4 separate regions of the Homo sapiens genome follow, and all the other regions are linked to region 2. Evidence: chromatin contacts called from ENCODE Hi-C or POLR2A ChIA-PET data. All regions are on one chromosome and are shown on one strand. The core of a region is the stretch at or near the end of the contact, and the rest is flanking DNA. Distances in the headings are between cores, read along the strand shown. Region 1 holds the start of MTCH1 (mitochondrial carrier 1). Region 2 holds the start of ZFAND3-DT (ZFAND3 divergent transcript). Region 3 holds the start of TBC1D22B (TBC1 domain family member 22B). Region 4 holds the start of FGD2 (FYVE, RhoGEF and PH domain containing 2).

Region 1 (5,653 bases), core at 1,524-4,023, 830 kb before region 2:
CTGACCCCAATTTCATACTTAAATTTGTAACGTTATCCCATATCCCCATGGCTCCCAAATCTGTTGAATCTATTTTCTTAACTTCTATTGGGTTATCATAGGCACACTGGCTGTATCTCACCCCCATTCCTCCTGCCTTCAAGTTTTAATTATTTGTTCCCAAGTCATTAAACCCAATTTCAACCTCAAATCTGTTAACCCAGTCCTAACTACGGCAAATGCTGTGGCCCTATATCAGATACCAGCAGGGACAGTCTGTCATCTTAAAATCTCCGACTCCCAAACCTGACAGCCACATGCACTAATCTAAGGCACTGCATTCTTACGCACCTAATCTAGACAATCCCCAAATCTGTCACTCCACTCCTGACACCCCCACTCCCAGTAATTTGCCTTTCTGCAAGTTATTACTCTGATTCCCAAACTATACCCATTGAAGATCTTACCCTAATATATGTTACACTCAACACCAGCTGGGTTCAAATCAGACAGGCACCTCTGGTCCTTCAACAGGGCTCATCCATCCTTACCTGCCCACCATCTAGTTCTTCTCACGCTTTGGTGTCCTTCATTCCCCCATTCCCTTCCCAAACCACCCTCATTTCAATGTTCTTTCAAACCAGATCTGCCATCATCCAAATGATGAAGCCACTTCTTCATTTCCCTCACACTGAGCCCTTGTGCTCCAGTATCCTTCACTCCACAGACTCTCCCACCTGTGCCCTAAAATCCTAGCCCTCACTCAGTCTCATTCCATCAGTTTCCAGAACCCTCACTTCTCAGGTCCAAAGCACCAATTTATCTCCCAAACTTCAAGTTCAACTGCTGTAAATACAATCTTAACCCTGTAAGACAGCCCTCATTCCCAAATCACAACCAAATGCCAGTCTGGTCTACACCTTCCGCCATCAACAATTTTCAAATCTGTCACAATTAGGGTCTAGTCAGGCACCTTGATGCCCCTGACTGAATCTCCTCATTCCTTGTCATATTCCTGGTCACACCCACAAATCTATTACCATTCCTCGGATCCCAGATTTCAATTACTCTCATTCTCAAGGCCTTCTCATTCCAGTTGTATTTTGCATTCTCTCGGTTCAATTATAAAGATGGTAAAATCTGACACCCACCTGCCTCAACTCAAATCTTGGATGGGTCTCCAATTCAATTTTTACCTTCCTCCCCCCAAGCTTCTTAACTGGAAAATTCTGGCCTAATGACCCCCATCAAAACTGTACCCATCCCAGCCACACCCACCTAATTCTCACACCTCCACACGCCCTTCATTCCAGCTCACTCCTCAAGCAGCACACTTCATCTGTACCGCATTGCTGGCCACCACCAAATCTGCCAAGTGCCTATGCATCCCTCTGTTCCAGAGACATCCCTACCTCGGTCTCAATTTCTGGTAGTCCCTACCTATCCTGCCACCTATGTCTCCACTGTCCCTTCTGCCCAATTTCAATACTCCCGTGCCCCTTCTCCTCATCTGCCCAGATACAAGCACTGTGATTCCTCTCTCTGACCCCAACTATGACTTCCATTTCCTCCTCCAAATGCGTCATCCCCCTTCCCCGCTTAAAGCCTCCTCCTAGCTCCCCTCTCTAGACAAATCGCTGCCACTCCCCTCCCCCAATGCTGGCCCTATCTGTTCCCCTCCCCCCATACGCGTCACCCTGTCCCCTCCTCCTACCAAATCCGTCGTCGCCATCAAATCCAGAGCCCCCATCTCCGGTAAACCGATAGCATTCCCCTGCAAAAGTCTTTGCCTTCGCACTCTCCCACCAAATTAAATCACAATGCAACCCAAGACCTCCGTCTCCTCTGTCCACCCCCAGTCTGGTGTCCTTCTTTCCCTCCTAAATTTCTGGCCCTGGCGCCCACTTTGTCCCCACCCCAAGACGTTTTAAATCCATCTCTATCAAATCCAGAGCCTCCGTTCCCCTCTACCCCAATTATGTGCTCCTCATTCTCTAAACACTTTGCCTGGGCCCCCAACCTTCCTCCCCATCTCTTCACCCAAACTTCTTGCCCCTCCCCCAATTCTATTGCTTCTTCCCTCGCCCCAAATTCGCTCCCTTCCCTATCCCAAGTCCATCGTCCCCACTCCTTTATCTCCCAAATATGTTTTTCCAGCCCATCGCTCCCTCCTTGGCACTCCCCCAAATCGCTTGTTCCTTCCACCCTCTCCCGTATCTGTTATTACTCTAACCCCTTGGTCTCCTTTCTGTATCCTAAAACCCGTGACCCCTGCGTTCCCAACTCCCTCACGGCTTCCCTCCCATCCCACCCACTCGGCCCCCCAAACCCGCCGTCCCCACCCCTCTCCCCAAATCCGTCGCCATTGACTGCCCGCCCCAATCCTCCAAATCCTGGCCTGTCACCTTCACATCAGCCTCCCATCTCCCTACGGCGCCTCTGGTCCCCCACCTGGATGAGCAGCTTCACGTAGAGCAGGGGATGGCTGAGCGCCGTCACGCCCGCGCCCAGTGCCACGAAAAGAGCCTCAGTGGTCGGGGCGTTGTCCCCAGACCCCAGGCCCCCTGACCCGCCATCCATCCTGCGGGCCGAGGGCTGAGCCGCAGGCCGAGGGTGGCGAGGATGTGCGCGGTGCGCGGGCGGTGGATCGCGAGCTCGAGCCTCGACCCCCGCCGCCGCTCCGCCGCGAGCTCCGGCTCCAGCTCCGGCTCCCGCCATCCCCGCGGCACCGCCGCGAGCCCAGGGCGCCACTTCCGGGTCCGAAGCTCCCATGGCGCCCGGCGGCGAGGTCACTCCCCGTCACGTGACGGGGCCACGCCCCCTCACCGGCGTCAGGGGGCGGGGCCGGGGCGCACCACTCCAGGCCGCGGGGGAGCTCGGGAGCGTGGTGCGGCGGGTGGGACACGCCGGATGTGGCTCCCCGGCCGGTTGGAGGCCTAGCAGGACACTGGGCTGCGGGCCGGGGGTCAATGGTGGCGGGCAGCCGGGGCCCCGGGCTCGGGAGCTGTGGCGGCAGCCGCAGGCCGGGGCGCTCCCCCGGGATGCCCAGAGCACGCGGGGGCGGGGTTCGGCGCCTCTGGCTGCCAGACGTCCCCAATATGGTCTGAGGCGCTTCCAAGCCACCTCCCTGGCTTCGGGAGTTTTCTCTGCAGTTCTCTGCCCGCCCCTTTGCGGCCCAGATCCCAGTCGCCGCGGCCTGCGTGGAACTCTGCGCGAGCTGAATCTCCTGCTGCAGGACGAGCCCCGACCCCGAGCCCGATCCCCTCCGCGGTCCCAGCCTCTTTGTCCGATCGCATTTTCCATCTCCTCTGCCAGGAATGCTCTCCCAACCAGAGCAAATCCAGATGTCCCCTCGGCGACTGTGGGCACCCTCCCCAGCTGTGGAGCCTTCGCACGCCTTCCTCAGAGTCCGTGGTTGTAAAATTTGTTTTGCTCTAAAGTATTTGACTGTCTCCCTCACTAGATCCTGAGGGTTTTAGTGAGTGCCTCAGTGTGAGCACATGCAGGCACTGCTAGGCGCCTGTAGTTGATTCTTAGTTAATACAAGTGAATAATCACAACTAGACCTTAAATTGCAGGGACTATGTGACAGGCACTTTTTAAAATGCTTTATACGTGTTGATTTAAGTGTAATCGTCACAAGAACCCTGCGAGGAAGATAGGACAGCAAGTGCCCTGTTCCTGTTTGTAAACGTGCCCGACACTCTGCAACAACACCTACAACAGAACCGTGCTAGTTTTGGGGGTTCGCAATAAAAGTTTCTGTTTGAACGGATCCTAGAGTGTGCAGGGACACAGCAATGGAAGACCTGGTCCCTTTGTCTGTACTTAGTCTATAGCCAGTTCATTGTGAGAAATTTCTTTAGATCGACACCTGCCACTGTTAGTCCGGGTTTCCCAGTCTGTCCTTTCTAACTCCCTTCCTGCCTTACCCCCTAAAAAGCTACCTCCCCTCTTCCCACTCCTGATAATGAACACTATGTACTTTCCACGTTCAAAGCATGCCACACTCCCTCTCTCCCTCACCTTGGCCTCCCTAACCCAGGCTTGTCCTAGTGAAATCACTTGCAAAGCCTGCTAACCCTTTCAACTTGCTGTGTTTTCTCCATCAAACACAATTTTCATCAAACATCCCCCAGGAGCACCTTAAATGACTTCCTTTTGCCTAGGTTCTGATTTAGCTTTCTCAATAAGGACCTCAAAGTCAAGTTCCTAGTGCCACACTAACTCTCTACCCAGAAGAGGCGATAGGTTTTAGTTTGGGGGTGGGGGGTGGGGGTAGGGGAGGATGATTTACTTCCCCATCCTTCTGAAACTTCCTCACAGGAACCTTTTCCTTCTTTGGGCTTTTCGTCCCCATTTTTCTCCAACTGTCTGTTTTTCTTTCTGAACTTGGCTGTTCACCGTTGAGCCTTTTACTCTGCCTTACATGGTCACCTAACTTTGGGCCTATACTGTATTTGGCCCTTTCAAACTGTAGTTTCATGTGAAGCAGCAACTTTGTGTTGTCTTGCATTGTTTTGTATCTTCCACAACATCAGATATAGGACTATGCACATAGTACATGTTCAGTAAAGTATTTCTAAATGATCGAACAATTTCTCCAAGTGAAGAAATTGAAGGAAAAATAGATCAGCTAAACCAGTTAGACCCGTAGGGTACCAAGCAGAAGCAAATGTTAAACTGCACAATAGCTGTATTTCTACAACTCAGGGCTCACAGAGACTCCAAGAGGAAGAAAAAAAGAATCCTCACAATAAAAAATGTATGAGCCGCTCAAAGAAACGTGCCATCATGAGAGAGAATGGGCAAAACAGGAAGAACTTGAGATAATAGAACCATCTCAAAGAAAATTAAAAGGAAAGAAGTAGGTTTCAAATGAAGGCAAAGATAAATAATAGGAAGTACTAGTAAAAAGAACAGGAATTGTAAAGGAAAAAAAAAAACAGGTGTATTTGAAAAGGTGCCAAACAGAACATCTAGAAATGAAAAGTATACTCACTGAAATGATTGAATGAAAGAAAATCTTCCTCAGCAGTCAAGCTACTGAGCAACCTGGCAATAAACCTTTAGAGCTATAAAGGAGTTAGCTCTGGCCAGGCGCGGTGGCTCACACCTGTAATCTCAGCACTTTGGGAGGCCGAGGCGGGTGGATCACCTGAGGTCGAGACCAGCCTGGCCAACATGGTGAAACCCCGTCTCTACTAAAAATACAAAAATTAGCTGGGCATGGTGGCGCATGCCTGCAGTCCCAGCTACTCGGGAGGCTGAGGCAGGAGAATCAGTTGAACCCAGGAGGCACAGGTTGCAGTGAGACGAGATCACGCCACTGCACTCCAGCCTGGACGATAAGAGTGAAACTCCATCTCAAAAAAAAAAAAAAAAGGCTGTAAGCTCTGGGCTTGGGTAGTGCCCCCCACTTCGGTGCCACCACCCTCTGCATATGCCACCTCACATATGCAGTGCTGACCACACTGCACTGTGACTGCCTGTTTTCTTGTCAGTCTCCCTTGTTAGACTGTAAGCTCTTTGACAGCCAGGACTGTTCTATTCATAGTTGAACCCCAAGCCTGGCTCAATGCCTGGCACATGATAGGAACACAACAAATATTACTAGAAAATGAATGACTGAGCAAAAACACTCTCCAAAATTGTACAGTTTTTTATGGTAGCA
Region 2 (5,891 bases), core at 2,139-4,638:
TGAGCTTTCAGTCAACTAAGTGGGCTTGTTATAGGAATTGGATCAAGGGCTCTATAGATAGAGACACTGGGAACTAAGAGTAAAGAGTTATCTGGCTAGGAACGTCATAAGCAGCAGCTAAATACTGTCTCATCTCATACAACTTCAGTGTGACAAAAAAGCTGGCAGCCTTGTGATGAATGAGGTCAGAAAAAAAAAAAAGCAGAGAGCTTCAATGTCTTCTAGGGAGGGTGGGTTGGTAACTAAGACATTCCCCCAGGATTGTCTAACTATGACTCCAATCCATTTGTGGGTCTCACATTGACTAACAAATTATTGTGCTTTTATTCATACAACATTTATTGAACGCCTCCCAAATGCACCTTGAGTATTGTGTATATCACAGTAAACAAAACAGACATGATTTTTGGAGAGGAGACTCACAAATACATATTTAAACTATGATAGGTACTATAAAGAAAAAGAGTGCCATGTAAGATAATAATGGGGCCACCAAATTTTGATTGGGGCTTGGGTCAGGGATGACTTCTTTGAAGGAGTTCCATTTAAATTCAGGTCTGAATTTGTTTAAGTAGGAGTCAGTCTGTTGAAAATCCTTAACATGTCAATTGTTCTTTATGCTTTTGAAGTTCAGCTGCAATTTACTCCTTTATGGTCTGTGGTGGACATTTTTTGGAATCTTTGCCAAGTACATAACTTTGAGAACATAGCCTACAAAGATGGGGTTCTGGCAGCCATGTCTGCTTTACAAAACAAAAAGACCTGACTACATAACTGCCCTGTTGGTCAAAGGTGATTGTACCAAGAGTACACAAGCGGACATAAATCGAACCAATCAGTTTCTTTCTCCTGGGGATTGGGATTCATAGATACTAATTAGTCTCTGTTTGTTCTTGAAGTGAGGCTGGGTAAACCTGGATTACGTTCCCAAAAAAGCAGTGAAAACAGCTCTGCCGAGATTATAAAGCAGCTTTGTAGAGAGAAGCAGAGATGGAAGAACCTGTAACCAGAGAGAAAAAGATATCGAAAAAAACCAAACACTTGGCTTCCTGTTGATGTATTAGGTACCTATTTCAGTCCTTCATGCGATCTTACTGCTCTCTGTGTCCTTGGGTTGTATAAGATTATCTCCTTGTGTTGTGTGTATACATATAAAGAGAAAAGGCAGCTGAAGCAGTCAGGAACAGGAGGACAAAGGAATGGAGATGTGGGAAAGCAAGGTATTTGAGGAATGGCAACTAGTGTCTGCTTCGCAGAGTGAATAGAGAAGAGTAGAAAATGAAGTCTGAGAGGAAGACTGGAACCAAATTATCTACATTATATGTAGGGACCTGCTGGTGAATGCTACATTTTATTAATCCTTTTAGTCTCCAGAGTGCTTAGCAAAGTCCTTGTGTATACTGGGTACTGAATAAATGTTTGTTGAATAACTGGCAAACAGGAAAGCAGTTTGGAAAATGACAATCACTTTTTATGTTGAATTCTCCTTTTAGTTGTCGAGTTTCCTTTTCTGTACATAAAAGAAAATCATCAAGATGCCAAGAGAGATAATCCCACTTAATCTTTGTTAAACTCAAAGGCTGTTAAGTATCTCACGCATGTGGGAATTTTATGTCGGCTTAAATGAAGATTTAAGGGTAATATGAATCCAATGAGAGCAAGGTGTGCTGTATGGCTTTATCCTTTCTATGCATTTTTTCTTTCTTTCTTTCTTTTTTTGAGACAGAGTTTCGCTCTCGCTCTTGTTGCCCAGGCTGGAGTGCAATGGCATGATCTCGGCTCACTGCAACACCCGCCCTCCGGGTTCAAGCGATTCTCCTGCCTCAGCCTCCCAAGTAGCTGGGATTACACGCGTGCCACCATGCCCGGCTAAGTTTTTGTATTTTTTTTTTAACTAGCGACGGGGTTTCACCATGTTAGCCAAGCTGGTCTCGAACTCCTGACCTCAGGTGATCCACCCGTCTTGGCCTCCCAAAGTGCTGGGATTACAGACGTGAGCCACAGCGTCCGGCTTTTTCTATGCACTTTCTTACAGATATACTTATTGAAGGCTTTGGAAAATCCACCAAATTAAAACTAAACATTGTGCATAATAAATCAGCACTCACATTTTAGGGTGTTTTGGCTTTAAGTGCTTGATTTTTGCAATCATTAACTTCACCATCAACAGCATCTGTGGCATATTAAGCTAAATGCGATCCTTGCTCTTTAGAGGCCAAAATAAACATCAATGTTAACAAACCCACACAGTATGCACAAACAGAAATGTGATTTGGTATATAAAGAAATAAGATAGCAACATTTGGTAATCAAATTAATCTAGGTAATAGTCTCTCTGAGGCTCTGATATACCCGACAGGCAAGGAGGGTATACGGCAGCTATTCCTAAGAGCCAGGAAGTCTTCCTCAGCGATGGGTCTCCAAAAGGTCTGGAGGATGTTGCCTCCGTGTTGAATTAGTCATCAATAATCGATTTCTCTGTTCATGACTAACTGGAGATCAGAATGAGCTCAGGATCAAGGACTAGGATCGTTAAAGGACTCATTTTTTTAGTGTCTCAAACTTCTTTGGTCACTTACCAATTTCCATTACTGATTCAGCTACAGCTCCCCTTTCCCCTCCAAAAACCAAACGTGTCAGCTGTAGGAAGAAGTGCGGCTCTCCTAGCCTGGGCATAGGGACTCGCCTGGGCATAGATAATGTACTTGTGGCTCTGTGGTTGGGAGTGGAGACAAGGAACTCCCCAACACCGGTGGGGGAGAAGAGACAAGGAAGTTGCCCCAGACAAGGGGCTGGGGGAGGGGCATTTCCCAAAAGTTCCTGTCAAGAGACCAGTATACCGGGTGGAACTATAAGAGTTGTTTGGGTGTGGCGGGACCAGGAAGAGAGAGAGAGATGCCCAGGGAGTTGGCAAATTGGGGAGAATGGCTCCCCGGAATCGCCCAGGAGCCAGAGCGGCAGCTCCAGGGACCTTGACTCCGACGCCCCCGGGAAGCCAGAGCTCCACTTCCGCGTTTGGCATTGCTCCCCCAGGCCCCTCCTCGCACTCGGTTACGGGTTCTACGGGCGCATGCGCCGCCACTCTGGGACTGGCCCAATTTACCCTACACAACTAATCTGCTCCTCCCCCTCCCGCTTGGAGCGCACCATTCGCGTTTAGGGGGAGGCACCGCGCCCCGGAGTACTCAGAAACCTGCTCCCCTTCTTCAGACAGGGGGAAGATAAGTTTGCTTCAGATTCTAAAAGTTCTAAGAATACGAAGGCCTCAGCCGCCCGTCGCCGGGCGACAGCCCGAGGCTCTCGTTTTCTCCCACAGCCCCGCACTCCGCCTTTGAGGCGCGGAACGAAGTGGCACGCCCGGATCCCAGCTGATCAGCGGCTGGGCTTTGGCGTTGGCTCCCCCGGGCGAGACCATTGTGACTCCTCGGGAGGGGCGCACGCCGGGGAGGGGGCGGAGCGGCCATTGTCCGGTCAGCGCAGCCTCCGGGGGAGGGGACGGTGTTACGGAGACAGCAGGGCCCGGGGCTTCAGAGCGGCCGCTGCGACTCCGGAGCCGGCGGGGGGCTCCGGTCCTTCCCTGCGCCACCGCACAGGACATCTCTCTGGCTGGGGAGCGGCGGTGAGACCCGCCGAGGGCGTCTGTGTCCCTCCTCCCCCGCGGTCCTCGGTGCGTCCGCACGCCCCTCCTCCTCGGCTCCCTCCTTCTTCTCTCCGCGCCTCTCCGCCCCCTCCCCGTCTCCGCAGGCCGAGTGGTGCGGCCCGCCTCCAGCTGACCGGCCTGGAATCCCGGCTCCGAGCCCCGGACTCGCGCCCGCCCGCGCGCCCGCTCCTTCCCCCTCCCCCCGCCCCGAGCCCCCCGACGCCGCCGCCACCGCCTCCTCAGAGCGGGGCCCGGGCCCAGCCGCCGCCACCGCTGCCGCCGCCGAGCTCCGCCGCCGCCGAGCACCATGGGAGACGCTGGGAGCGAGCGCAGCAAAGCGCCCAGCCTGCCGCCTCGCTGTCCCTGCGGCTTCTGGGGGTAAGTGCCCGGCCGGGTGGGGGCGGGGGGCGGGGGCCGGGGGCGCAGACGCCAGGGCAGCCTGGGCAGGCCTCGGGGCCCGGGAGGCCGGAACCTTGGAGGCTGGGCCCAGCCCGGGCCTACGGGGAGGGGGTGGGGGTCGCGTTCCGGGGAGGGGTGCCGGGTGGGGAGCTGGGGGTGGGCAGAGAAGGCCCTGCCGGGGGTGCGTTGCTACCCTTTGGGACTCGCCGGCCTGAAGCTCGGGCCCACGGGGGCCTCCTGGGCCACGGGTGAGGGGGGCAGGGCGGCGGGGAGGGATGAGGGGGCGGCGTTGACCGCTCCGGGAGGAGCAGGGGTGCCCCTTCCGTGGGCATGTGGAAGCCAGCCCTTCCTCCCTCCCGGGGCGTGAGTTGGTGCCCAGGCACTAGGAGGGTATTTCCTCTGACTTCTTCACCTCCCCTCCTCCCCGTCCTCCGGAGACTTGCATCATCACTTCCTAGATTATATCCCAGTGCCCCATTTGCTTTTAGGAAGCTATTCACACGTCACCCGTTTGTAAAAACCGAGTCCAGAACCAGGCTGGGGTAAAGTTATAAGATTGTTGAGGTCTCACCTTCATGTAAAACACGTTTCAGGAGATATGTAAAATTTCCTTGTCAAAAAGGAAGAAAAAAACCACACAAAACCTGAAGTCAGCCTGGATTGGGGAATATGAGATCCAGTTTCCTCAGTTGGCTCTCAAATTCTCCTCTTTCTCAATTTAAGTAAAAATGATAAAAATGTTGACAGTGGGTAGCATATATTGTTTGGCCATCATGTGTTAAGGCGAAAAAAATGTGAGGTGGGAAATCAGCTCCTCTTCCTCCCCCCATTACTGTTTAAATTCTCCTGGTAACACTTTAAGCTTCATGGATTGCCACCTAACAGGTGCCTCCATCATACCACATGACTGTAGTTCTGCAGTAAGAAAGCTGGAGACTTTGAAGGCTGGCTTTTGTGATTTGAGTCCCTTTTCTCTTTTATCGTTTTGTTTTAGTTTTATTTTTTGAGAGATTCCGTATATTTGGAGACATAGAGGCAGGAAGGAAGATTGTTTCTGGTGAGGACATCTTGGGAAGAAGTATGGAAGTAGTTTTCCCTTTGCTATCTCCCATATTGTAGGAATGGTTAACAGAAATTAAGAGTAATTTTGGGAGTGCAGAGAAAGATTAGAAAGTGGATCTTAATGTAGACTTCTGTGGAAGTTGTCGTATCTCAAGGTTATGACAAAGAAGTGGATTTTCATTTTCTCATTTTTCTGCCTTTCTCAAAAATTTCCCTGTGGAAGGACATTAGTCAAAAATAAGTTGTGGCATATAAAAAGTCCTAAAAATGTGAAAATATTTCTAGTCTTCCCTTCATTTTGATTTGAAAATAATTGGTTTGCCTGTGAAGTGCTTTCATGGACTGTCTAATTCCCACAAGAATCTTGCGAGGTAGGAACCATTATCTCATTATTAGCTGGGGAAACTGAGGCTTTGGGTGGATAATTTGCCGCTTCACACAGGGAGTGTAGGGTGGAGCTGGTGAGCTCTTTAGAGTGCGTAGTACCATCATGTTTATGGTATCAGTCTGCTGCCCTGGAAAAATCTTGTGTCACAAGCCTCAGATTGTAACTCATTGTAAGACATATGTCCTAAAGAAAGTCGCTGCCAGTGGCAGCTAATGCTCAGGATGTATCAGGTCTCTTTCCTGGCAACACGTTTATGTCCTTCGGACTGTTACCATGAATGGAATCTTTATCGAAAGACTTATATCAAGGCTTAGAAACTAAGGAAATGGAATAGCCTTTTACCTTTATTTATTTATTTATTTTTGAGTCGGAGCCCTGCTCTGTTGCCCAGGCTGGAGTGCA
Region 3 (5,356 bases), core at 2,407-4,906, 560 kb before region 2:
TCCATGGATCAGCAGCATCAGTGTCACCTGGGAGCTTGTTAGAAATTCTGAGTTGTAGGCTCCACCTCAGACCTCCTGAATCAGAATCTAGGTTTTTAATATAATCCTCAGTGATTCACATGTGCAATATAGTATAGGAAGCACTGGTCTAGTGGACCAGTGAATGTCTGCCAAGAAGGACCTCCATCAGAAGGCCTCTAAGGACCCCTTGGGAACCTCAAACCAATGATTTACACCTCTTGCTGGGCAAGGGTGGCTGCCATACCTATCAGCCCTTTGATGACAGCTACCAACTGATCTCCTGACTAGGTGGGTGGCCTCCCTCCCTCATCATTCCAGGTACAGGCACATTCCTTTGAAGCTGCAAAAGAGTTTGAAGAATACAATCTTTCTCAGAGAAGACTGTTCTTCAACCAAGGATGTAGGCAAGGATGTAGAGTCATTGGTAAAGTGGACACATCCTACTAGGGGTTAGGAAACACTGTTTCTATCATCTTTCCTAACATAAAAATATGTGAACAACATAGAATCGAAAGACAAGAAATATTTATATTCTTCCTTCTTTCACTCAGTAAATATTTACTAAGCACTCACTATGTTCCAAACACTATTCTAGGTGCTGGGGATACAGCAGGGAACAAAACAAAGTCCCAGTCTTAGTGGGGTTCACGATCTCTAGGGCAGTAGTCCCCAACCTTTTTGGCACCTGGGACCAGTTTCAGGGAAGACAACTTTTCCATGAAAATTTTGGGGGAGGGGGGTTAAAGGATGAAACAGTTCCACTTCAAATCACAAGGCATTAGATTCTCATAAGGAGTGCGCAATGCAACCTAGATCCCTTGTATGAGCAGTTCACAATAGGGTTCAAACTCCTGTGAGAATCTGCTGCTGCTGCTGATCTGACAGGAGGCGGAGCTCTGGCAGTAATGATTGCATGCCCACCCGCCACTCACCTCCTGCTGTGCGGCCTGGTTCCTAACAGGCAACAGACAGGGGGCCTTTACTCTAGGGGATGGAGATGGACAACAAACAAGTACATAATATGGCCTGTAGTGATAGCGCTTTAAAGAAAAATAGAGCCAGGCAATAAGACCAATGGGCATGGCTGCAGCAGATTAAGCAAGAAAGAAAGCATAATGAGATGAGACTGGAGAGGTGAGTGGAGCCAAGTCATGTAGGGTCTTTAAGGAGCTTGGATTTTATGCCAAGTACAATGGGGGCCATTGCAAAGTTTTCAGCAGAGGAGTGACATGATATCGTCTACATTTTAACAGGGTGTCTCTGGGCAGGGTGCGATGGCTCCCACCTGTAATACTAGCTCTCTGGGAGGCCAAAGGTGGTGGATTGCTTGAGTTTCAGGAGTATGGGACCAGCCTGGGCAACATGGTGAAACTTCATCTCTACAAAAATACAAAAAATTAGCTGGCCATGGTGGTATGTGCCTGTTAGTCCCAGCTACTCAGGAGGCTGATGTGGGAGGATTGCTTGAGCCCAGGAGATGGAGGTTGTAGTGTGCTGAGATCATGTCACTGGACTCCAGCTTGGGTGACAGGGCAAGACCTGGTCTCAAAAAAAAAAAAAAAGGTCTCTCTGGTTGGTATATGGGGAATGGACTCTAAGGGGCTAAGAGTGGAAGCAGGGAGCCGAATAGCAGGCTGCTGTAAGCAGGTGTGTGGTTGGTGAAGATTAGGGTGACCAAGTGGTAGTGGTGAAAAAGGTTCCAACAATCTCAATTTCCCTATTTAAAAAGTCATCACAAGGTAACTGATGTGAATTTTTAAAAAATCTTGGAGGGGAAACTGATATAGAAAACAAACTGTAGAAATAACAGGGCTTTTCTGGGTTGAGCACTGTTAACTACACCCCCTGGGAATCAGTGTCATTTAACATTTCATAGAAGATTAAGAAAAAGGAGTATTTTGAGATATGTCTAGATACACAAATCATACTTTGCTTTCCACATAGTAAAATGTCAAATCAATAGGGAGCAGCTTCTGGAACATCTCTAAAGCCATGTGCATAAGCTGGAAAGTGGCAGGTATCTTGTCACATGGATGAGTGTATGGCAGCTCACATAGGGAAAGACAATTCAGAGGATACCTTTAAGACAATGAACTCTGAACTGCTGGTTGCCACCAAGGTAAGGAATCTAGAAGTTGTTTTAGATTACTCTTTCAAGACATCAACTCTTCTAAAGTCCAAACAGCCAGCAAAAGGTCTGGCTGTCCAGAATAAAGACAAAACATCAGCCTTAACAAAGCCTCAGTACATCCCTCTTTGGGCTTAGTGTGCAGTGCTGGTCACTGCATCCTAAGAAAAAGAAGCGCCAGAGAAAGGCAAGTAAAATAATTAAAAGAATAGAGGGGCTTTTTTTCTCTGGGTTAAATGCCCATAAAGAAGATAAGATGCTTTTATAGCATGAAAGACTCAGAGGAAGTAAAAATAGCCCTTGTCATCCAATCCTATAATTCTTAAATTAGGGGACAAAAGAAGCTTGAAAATGGGAGTAATGAAGAAACCGTCGTTGGAGGACATATAAAAGAAGGTCCTTCTTTGGCTGGGGCCAGGGGTCAGGTCTTTAAGTATTCTCCAATATGTGGAAGTACATGTGGTAGCTGTAAATGGAGGGTGGGGGTGGGGGTGGGGGACACGCAGCCCACCTCAACAGTCCTTCGAAGGGACAAAAACCACTCTGGACTGGTGCCCGCCTTCCCTCTTTCCCCAAATCACCACGGAATACAACCACAGAAACTCAAAACCAGCAAAAAACGCTGACAAGACATTCAAAGGATTCAAAATGCTAATACTAAATCTCATTGTCTGGGAAAATTAGATTGAAAATAAATTCAAGGGTGCAAGATTTATAATAGATTAACAAGGGAAATTAAGGATGTTGGTGGGGCCGGGAGGAGATACATCCTTAACTTTGTGATTCACACGATGGAGCAATACTGTGTCCTTCAAAGAAATGGTATTTGGTAATCTGAGTTGGACAGCTATCATAAACCATTTCCTATATACACTGTTAGCATAGTCAGAAAGTGAGAGTTATGGATTGACATAGGGATTAGATCATTTGAATTTTTAACCCACAGCACAAGTCCTTCAATCGTTTTCAATAAACAGAGGGAGAGGGAGACTCTGATGAACCGTTGCTCACGTGTTGAACAGTTAGCAATCCCGGGCTATCGGGTCCCTGCTGACCTTCCTTCAGAAAAACGAATGGACATGTAAACGGAATGAGGAAAGGAGGGTAATAACCAGAGTGTCATTGAATTGAGAGATGTTAAAAATGGGCCACAACCAACACATGGGCCCTTACTTTTAGGTGAAAGATTCCTATATATAAATACATAGTATGTTCTCTCTTGCCAAGAAATATTAGACTAAGGAACTTCATTCCTCACGAAGAAGATAATCCCCTCTTCCTTCCCATAGGTCCCTTACCTTACCTGCTTCTTCCCTCTCGCGGGTAGGAACTTTGAGCCCCGCCTCTCGGCTCGTCCAAGCTCCGCCTTCCCCGTCCACCTGTGTGCCCAGCCCCTGACGTTACCGGTCGGCTTCAGCGGCCTGCAGGATTCCGGCTCCCAATTGGTCGGCCCGTCCACGGCTTGCGCAGCTCACCAATGGCAGCGGTGCTGGGTGGAGGGGTGCCCACATCCAAGATGGCGTCCCCAGGAGCTGGGAGCGGGTGACCGGCGGCGGGGAAGCGGCCTGGGTTGGCCCTCAGATTGCGGGGTCTGGGGGCATCTCGCCGGGCAAACCCTTGGCCCGCCTACAAGGACTTCCCCCGGCCAGAGCAATGGCCGCTGAGAACAGCAAGCAGTTTTGGAAGAGGAGCGCTAAGCTGCCGGGGAGGTGAGCCCAGGACGCTGAGAGGGATAGGGGATTGGACCAAACCCTTCCAGATCCTAATCCCTGAATCCCGCGGGCCTGGGGCGCCACAGAGGCCAGAAGACTGGTTTGGGGAAGCTGGGACTGCCTGGTGGCGGCAGGGCAGCTGTCAGGCAGCGAAGCGAACAGCGAGCTTTGGGGACGGCTGGATGTGGGTGTAGACCGGGGTCTGGGGGCGGAGGTTTCAGGAGGGGTGACCTCAGCGGGAAGGTGGCCGAAGATTGGGCGTAAAGGGGAGTGGAGTTGGGTGAATAGTCAGTGTCGGCCCTGGTCTCGGAAGTTCCTCCCCAGAGCTGCTTCCCACTCTAATTAGGACTCCCTCTCAGGGGTCTCCACCACGCACAGGTGGTTGGTCGCTCGAGGATGGCCCCTTCCCTTGATCCCTGAGGTCGGCACTTACCCGAAGGATTCCGGTGGGAGTTTGGGGCCGCCTGCCGAGAGGGTTAGGCAGGAAAAGTGAGGACGATTCTCAACCCTGACCTTACTTTATCTTGAGTTGGCCCTTTCCCACTAGGAATTATTACAAGACGACCACAGAATCAGGGTTATTCCTTTGGCATTTTCTAAGGATTTGTCCAACCCCAAGTGACTTCTTCCTCCCCTGCATTGTAATGCACTTCTTGTGCAAATGCACTAAATTCGTTCATTCTTCAGTTGTTTAACTGGAGAGCAGACCCCCTAAGACTACCCCCACCCTCTTTTCGGTGTATGTTGAGACTTTTGGCAAATTATCCATCCATCAATCTACTGTTGGTTTACTGTTTCAGTTTATTTTGGGCAAAGTCCTGAGAAGTATAAGGAAGAGTGTGTATTTCAGTCGTAAATTTAAGATTTCTGCCAGCTACAGTCTACTTGGTGATGAAATTCATGTTTGGTTGTGTCCCCTGTGCTACCTTTTCTAATGGATTCAGGTTTTTTCCTTCTGGGATAATCTTTTGAACTCGTGACTTTTTTTTTTTAAGCGAGAGAGAGATGAGGGTCAGTAGTGGCTAGGTAAGAGCCTTAATTTTTTTTTTTTTTTTAAATGAAATAGAGACAAGGTCTGACTGTGTTGCCAGGGCTGGTCTCTGACTCCTGGCCTCAAGTGATCCTCTTGCCTTGGCCTCCCAAAGTGTTGGGATTACAGGCGTTAGCCACCATGCCCCACCAAGAGTCTTATTTTATTAAGGATTCTAGTAGACATATGGAGAATAGGGTGGAAATCAGCTTTTAGTAATACTTATTAAAGTAATAGAAAGGAATGCAAAGATAACTTCAGATTAAAGTGCTGTGGACTCAACAGTGTTAATATTACTGTTAAAGATGTTCTGTGTTTTTAGGTAAGCACACTTCCTGCCAACTGATTCCTTTTCCTTCCTGGTCTAGTGAGCTCTCTAGTTGTGCTAACTGCTATTCTCTGGGGTTTTCCGTAGTGAGATCATTAAATTTTGACATCCTAAGATTATAATCATAATCAATAGGA
Region 4 (5,245 bases), core at 1-2,500, 810 kb before region 2:
GGGCCGGGAGACCAGGTGGTAAAGGAGGCCTCAGGCAAAGACAACCCAGTGTCCTGGGATCAGGGAGGCCTGGGGATGGAGCAGCAAGAACATGGTCATCCAGGCTCCCAACGAACCTTTGCTGGAACTGTAGGACACCCACTTTTGCTTTGGAAATCCAACTTCTCTTGTATTCTTCCTGGGTGACCTTGGGCAAGTTACTTAACCTCTCTGATTCTGTTTCTTCCTATGTAAAGTGGGGATAGGAATAGTACCTACCTCATGAGGTTGTTATAGGATTAATAAGAAAATACTCATAAGCATGAAAAAGAGTGCATGTTAGCTATTATTATCCTCTGAGTTTCAGGGAGGAAACTGCCCTCCCTTGGGGCAATGAGGTGATGACAGCAACAACTAAAATGAGAGAACCCCAGTGGGGAGGTGGGAACATCACAGTACTCCCTGCCACCCTTACCAGGTTTGTGATTATTTTAAATAAAACATGCTGTTTCCTGGCCAGGCACAGTGGCTCACATCTGTAATCCCAGAATTTTGGGAGGCCGAGGCAGGAGGATCACCTGAGGCCAGGAGTTCAAGACCAGCCTGAGCAACATGGTGAAACCCCATCTCTACTAAAAATACAAATAATTAGCAGGGCGTGGTGGCAGGCCCTGTAATCCCGGCTACTCAGGAGGCTGAGGCAGGAGAATCGCTTGAACCGGGAGGCAGAGGGTGCAGTGAGCCGAGATCCCACCACCGCACTCTGTCTCTAAAGAATAAAAAAGACATTATTTCCTTACAGCTGTGAGCAGGGGCAGATGCAGAAAAGAAGGTGCTGGGAAAGAGGCCAAGTAAAAGCCACTGGACCTTCTGAAGGAGAAAGTGTGGTTGGCTGGAACCACTAGGCCAAGAAACCAGCCAAGGGTCTGGCTCCGGGTGGCCTTTTTTTTTTTTTTTTTTTTTAAGAGACGGTGTCTCACTATGTTGCCCAGGTTGGTCTTGAACTCCTGGGCTCAAGCAATCCTCCTGCTTCGGCCTCCCAAAGCACTGGAATTAGAGGTGCAAACCACTGCACCAGCCCAGACTGGGCTCCAGAAGCTACCTCTGGGCCCTGTTGCCACCTCTTAGGTGGCTTCTGGAATGGGGGTCTACAGGTGTGAAAGGTCAGCCCCCCTGAGGGAGAGGTGGGGCCCGAGCAGGCTCCTCCCACTGCGGGAGTGCTGGCCTTTCCCCTGCAGGGCTGTGGCTCTGGGACCACTTCCTCTTTCTTCACTCTGAAGCCAAGAGCCGACCTTCTGAGCCCTCAAGAAAGATCAGAACAGATTCATGGGTGATTTAGCCTATCTGTCCCAGGCCAGCGTGGCTGAGTGTGCTGGCTGGAGGCCTCTCTCTCTGCTTCGAGGGTAGCTGAGATCCACCCCGGAAACCGGCAGGATGAAGGGGGCAAGTGAGGAGAAGCTGGCATCTGTGTCCAACCTGGTCACTGTGTTTGAGAATAGCAGGTATGGGCAGCTGGGGTGGGAGGGTCACCATGGTGGGCTGGCAGCCACCCTCCAGCCTTTCTGGCAGCTCTCTCCCTGGGCCCTGCCCCGGACCCTCCTCCTGCAGGGGCAGCCCCGCGTTCCTCGGTCACGGATTCCTTGGAGCATGGGAGAGTGTCGGTGGGACACCAGGAGCCAGGCAGGGGTGAGAGTGCCAGTGTGTGTTGGGAGAGTCCAGACAGGTGTGGTTACGAGCAAGCATGGGCAGACCAAAGCCTGTGTGTGGGCACAGGACCCCACCCAGTGCCTGCCAGCACCTCTCAGAAAAGGTAGCTGATACTCACCAAGAATTTACGCCCTATGATTAGGATAACCATATAATTTATCATTCAGCACACAATTGAAACTGAAAGTAAATGCCAAATAAAATGTGGTGGTTGTGGGGGAGGCATTACAGGTAAAGCTGGGACCGTATGAGGCAAACCAGGATGTACGGGCAGCATCCTGATGGGGTACTCCCTACTCTAAGTTCATGTCCTTACTTATTTAATTTAGTCATCGAACAGCCTAATAGGGGTAGATTCTGTTTCTGTTCCCGTCTTATAGATGAGGAAATGGAGACACAGAGAGGTGAGGATGCCAAGTGCTTTAAGTATCTGGGGCAATGCTGGGGCGTCTGTCTGGAGGGAAAAGGCTGGGCCAGATGCGTGGAGTCATTGGTAGCCCTGGGAGCATGTGTGTTTGTGTGTGTGCGCGTGTGTGTATGTGTGTGTTGTGTGTTATGTGTGGCATCAATCCATTCTGCAGGCATTTCTTAAGCTCAGGACTGTGTTAGGGGCTGTCCCAGGTAGGGTTTTCTGGAAATAGACTCAGACAGAGGTTTGCCTCAGGTGATTTATCAGGGAGAGCTTTTGGGAACAACAGCTGTGGGTGTGAGGGAAGCAGGGCCGGGCAGGGGGAGATGCTGAACTGCAGTGCACCTGCCACAGAGGCCTCAGCCTGTCCCAGGGAGCTCTGGAGCTGGGATGCCTCTCGGTTGTTCCAGCTGAGGAAGAGGGCTGGGTATTTGTATCTCCATGTGGACTGGACAAGAGACTCTGGGTGAGGCAGCTCTCTCTTCCAGAGAGTGATTCCCAGAGAGGGACTCAGCCAATAAATTACCCGGCAGCCCCCAGTACTACCAGTAGCTGGTGGGGATGGTGTGGGGAGGCCTCATTCCTGAAGGAGGGACATGGGTGGCACAGCACAGCATCCTACAGGAACTGTAGAGGATGAAGAAGGGTTTCAGTATTTGGATGCTGAGCTCATCGAATAACTATGATGCAAGGTCATAGACAGTAGATGTCCTAGGAATGGCCCGGATGCTGTATTGAGGGCACTCATGGCAGGCAATGTTTCCTGTAGGCTTCAGGGTGGAGATGGCATAGATGTAGACCTAGAAGTCTTCAACTTCCTGAGCTGGGTGATTCTCCCCTGCCTCTCCCGGGATCTTTGCCAAGCTCGTCCTGTTCAGCACCAAAGACAGCTCTTGGGTGCCGCCTTCCTGGCCCACCACCCCCTTGGGTGTGGGTGGATGGTACCACCTCACTCAACATGCTTGACGTGGACTAGGCACACCTGGGTGGAGCCCCTCAGCATGCTGTGCTCTGCCCAGGCAATAACCCTGGCAGGAGTGGGCAGCCCTTAGACGGGAGTTAGGTCCCAGCAGGCATCAAGAGGGTGAGAGCCACTCCTTACTGAGTGAGGGGACCCATACCAACTGCCTTGGCCTGGGCTTCCTTATGAGGTCTCCAGCACCTCAGCTGATCTGAAACTGAGGGGCAAAGAGGAAACAGAAGCTGGCCAGGGGCCCTAGAACAGAAATGCAGAACCTGAAACCAAATGTAGAACAGAAAGCCTGAGAACCAGCTACGCCCATGAGCTGCAGACCCATGGGCTGAGAAACCAGGGACTGGGGTGCCAGGGAGGGGTGGGAGAGCCTGGGAGTAGCCACACAGCACTAGGTCCCAATGCTTTCGCTGCCACAAACCCAATTGTGTCACTTGGGGCAAGTCACTTTGACTCCGCGGACCTGTTTCTCCTTTACTCAAATGGGGAGGGGCAGGTTAGAGTGAAGGCTCAGGAAGCAGTCGCCTGATTTGAATCCCACCTCTGCCACTTCCGAGCCGCATGTTACTCATCCTGTCCAGACCTCAGTTTCCTTGAGTGCAAAATATGGGTAATGAAAACCTTTCTCACGGAGTTTTGGAGATTTCGTATTTGTTTGGCCTTCCATTTCCTGGCCTGTCTTTCTCATAAGGATGCCTGCCCTGTTCTGTCATCACAAGCCCTTCCACACCAAGGGCAACGTTGGGTGTATTCATCAAGGGTGGGCCCTGTTGTCTAAGGAATTTGACTGGCTTGCAGAACCCAGTACACAGGGTAATAAAGGTGACCTACGAAGGCCCGTCCCTGGGAGAACAGAGCATCTGCTGCTGGGCTGGCTCTCCCTGCTTCTGGACGTGTGGAGGATGTCGATCCCATTGAGAAGCCCCAGCTTTTGCAGGCCTGCTCTCACTTTATATTGTTCTGTGGCTCCTACCTTCCCTTGATGTATAGGTTACTGATGTGGAAACTGAAAACAGAGGTGAGGTCCAAAGGTGAGGATAATCCAGGGGGTACCACTCAAAAACCCCTATATACAGAAAGGATTCCTGGACACTGTGGCTTCATTTTAAACAAGGAAGTATGCAGTTCCCCAGAAAATAAAATATAGTCCACCCTGACTCATTTTGAACACTGAGTTCCCTCCAAGAATGTGTTGGGAGAGAAGTGAAAGTCTTACTCAGCATGTTCCCAAAGAAAGCCAGGCACCCAGGGGCCCCTGCACTGGGGATTTGCACCAGGCAACCCAAATCCACACCAGGGACTTGCTGCTGTTTTCCCTGTTCTCCAGGGAGGAAGCCCTCAGGTCTGTCTCTTCTCCTCAGGACCCCAGAAGCAGCACCCAGAGGCCAGAGGCTAGAGGACGTGCATCACCGCCCTGAGTGCAGGCCTCCCGAGTCCCCAGGACCACGGGAGAAGACGAATGTCGGGGAGGCCGTGGGGTCTGAGCCCAGGACAGTCAGCAGGAGGTACCTGAACTCCCTGAAGAACAAGCTGTCCAGCGAAGCCTGGAGGAAATCTTGCCAGCCTGTGACCCTCTCAGGATCGGGGACGCAGGTGCCTGAGGGCTGAGGTAGAGGTGTGGGGTGCTGGGGTGGGGAGCTCTCCCTGACCTCCCCTCCACACATGCTTTCCTAGCCAGAGCCAGCAGTTCCCCAGGTGGGGGTATGGTGTGATCAGAGGTCAGCTGGGAGCTAGATTTCCCCATGCTTAATGGCCTTTGATTCACTAACTGCCTGCTACGCACCGTGCTGGATTACTTCGCGAGTCCCTCGTGTAGGAGTTTTTTGGACAAGGAAGTTGAAACACAGTTTTAAGGAACTTATTCAAGGCCACACAGCTTGGAACAGTCTCCATCTTGTGAACCTAATACTCTTCTCAGGTGGGGCCTCAGTTTACCCACTGGAGGAGACAACAATCTCAACCTAGAAATAGAGGTCTGAGTGTGAACTGTCCTGCCCTTAGACTAAAGCCCAGTCTGATCTCTTCTGTGGCTTGCAGTTTTCTCATCTGCAGAGTTCAAGGGTTGGCATGCAGATACTGTGCACCCAAATTCCCTGGAGTCACATCCCAGCACGTCTGCTTACTAACTGTGTGTCCTTGGGCAAGTCACTTGAGTCTCTTTGTGCCAGTTTCCTCAT

The links. Hi-C counts contacts between places; a loop is a spot of excess contacts on that map. ChIA-PET counts read pairs that join two places held with the same protein, here RNA polymerase II (POLR2A). Pooled maps may share reads with other maps.
Region 1: a map of CD8-positive, alpha-beta T cell shows a loop between it and region 2 (5-fold over the local background). The contact joins the promoter of MTCH1 here to the promoter of ZFAND3-DT in region 2. A Hi-C loop is called at or near these places in 2 of 168 maps with a recorded cell type or tissue (CD4-positive, alpha-beta memory T cell and CD8-positive, alpha-beta T cell) and 8 of 50 pooled maps. POLR2A ChIA-PET finds 5 or more read pairs at or near these places in 4 of 52 experiments (CD4-positive, alpha-beta T cell, CD4-positive, alpha-beta memory T cell, H1 and 1 more).
Region 3: a pooled map shows a loop between it and region 2 (16-fold over the local background). The contact joins the promoter of TBC1D22B here to the promoter of ZFAND3-DT in region 2. A Hi-C loop is called at or near these places in 1 of 37 single-sample maps with no recorded cell type and 9 of 50 pooled maps. POLR2A ChIA-PET finds 5 or more read pairs at or near these places in 2 of 52 experiments (CD4-positive, alpha-beta T cell and activated CD4-positive, alpha-beta memory T cell).
Region 4: a pooled map shows a loop between it and region 2 (6-fold over the local background). The contact joins the promoter of FGD2 here to the promoter of ZFAND3-DT in region 2. A Hi-C loop is called at or near these places in 1 of 50 pooled maps. POLR2A ChIA-PET finds 5 or more read pairs at or near these places in 2 of 52 experiments (OCI-LY7 and activated B cell).

Annotation. Positions count from the first base shown.
Region 1 is chr6:36,983,423-36,989,075 of GRCh38, forward strand. It overlaps MTCH1 (mitochondrial carrier 1), which reads right to left and starts at 2,774. Exons shown (of 12, transcript NM_001271641.2): 1 at 2,431-2,774. The coding sequence starts at 2,751. RefSeq lists enhancers at 2,328-3,050, 3,169-3,378 and a silencer at 2,489-3,078.
Region 2 is chr6:37,815,999-37,821,889 of GRCh38, forward strand. ZFAND3-DT (ZFAND3 divergent transcript) reads right to left here and starts at 3,389. Exons shown (of 2, transcript XR_007059569.1): 1 at 2,580-3,389; 2 at 316-2,492. It overlaps ZFAND3 (zinc finger AN1-type containing 3), which reads left to right and starts at 3,729. Exons shown (of 6, transcript NM_021943.3): 1 at 3,729-4,018. The coding sequence starts at 3,948. RefSeq lists enhancers at 2,936-3,325, 3,295-4,097 and silencers at 3,376-3,755, 3,796-4,025, 4,186-4,355.
Region 3 is chr6:37,254,116-37,259,471 of GRCh38, forward strand. TBC1D22B (TBC1 domain family member 22B) reads left to right here and starts at 3,657. Exons shown (of 13, transcript NM_017772.4): 1 at 3,657-3,858. The coding sequence starts at 3,803. It overlaps TMEM217B (transmembrane protein 217B), which reads right to left and starts at 4,029. Exons shown (of 2, transcript NM_001395378.1): 1 at 3,453-4,029. TMEM217 (transmembrane protein 217) reads right to left here and starts at 4,029. Exons shown (of 3, transcript NM_001286401.2): 1 at 3,453-4,029. RefSeq lists a silencer at 3,488-3,617 and enhancers at 3,718-3,777, 3,878-3,937, 4,024-4,659.
Region 4 is chr6:37,004,405-37,009,649 of GRCh38, forward strand. FGD2 (FYVE, RhoGEF and PH domain containing 2) reads left to right here and starts at 1,251. Exons shown (of 16, transcript NM_173558.4): 1 at 1,251-1,481; 2 at 4,430-4,661. The coding sequence starts at 1,414. RefSeq lists a silencer at 849-1,011 and enhancers at 1,267-1,396, 3,217-3,386.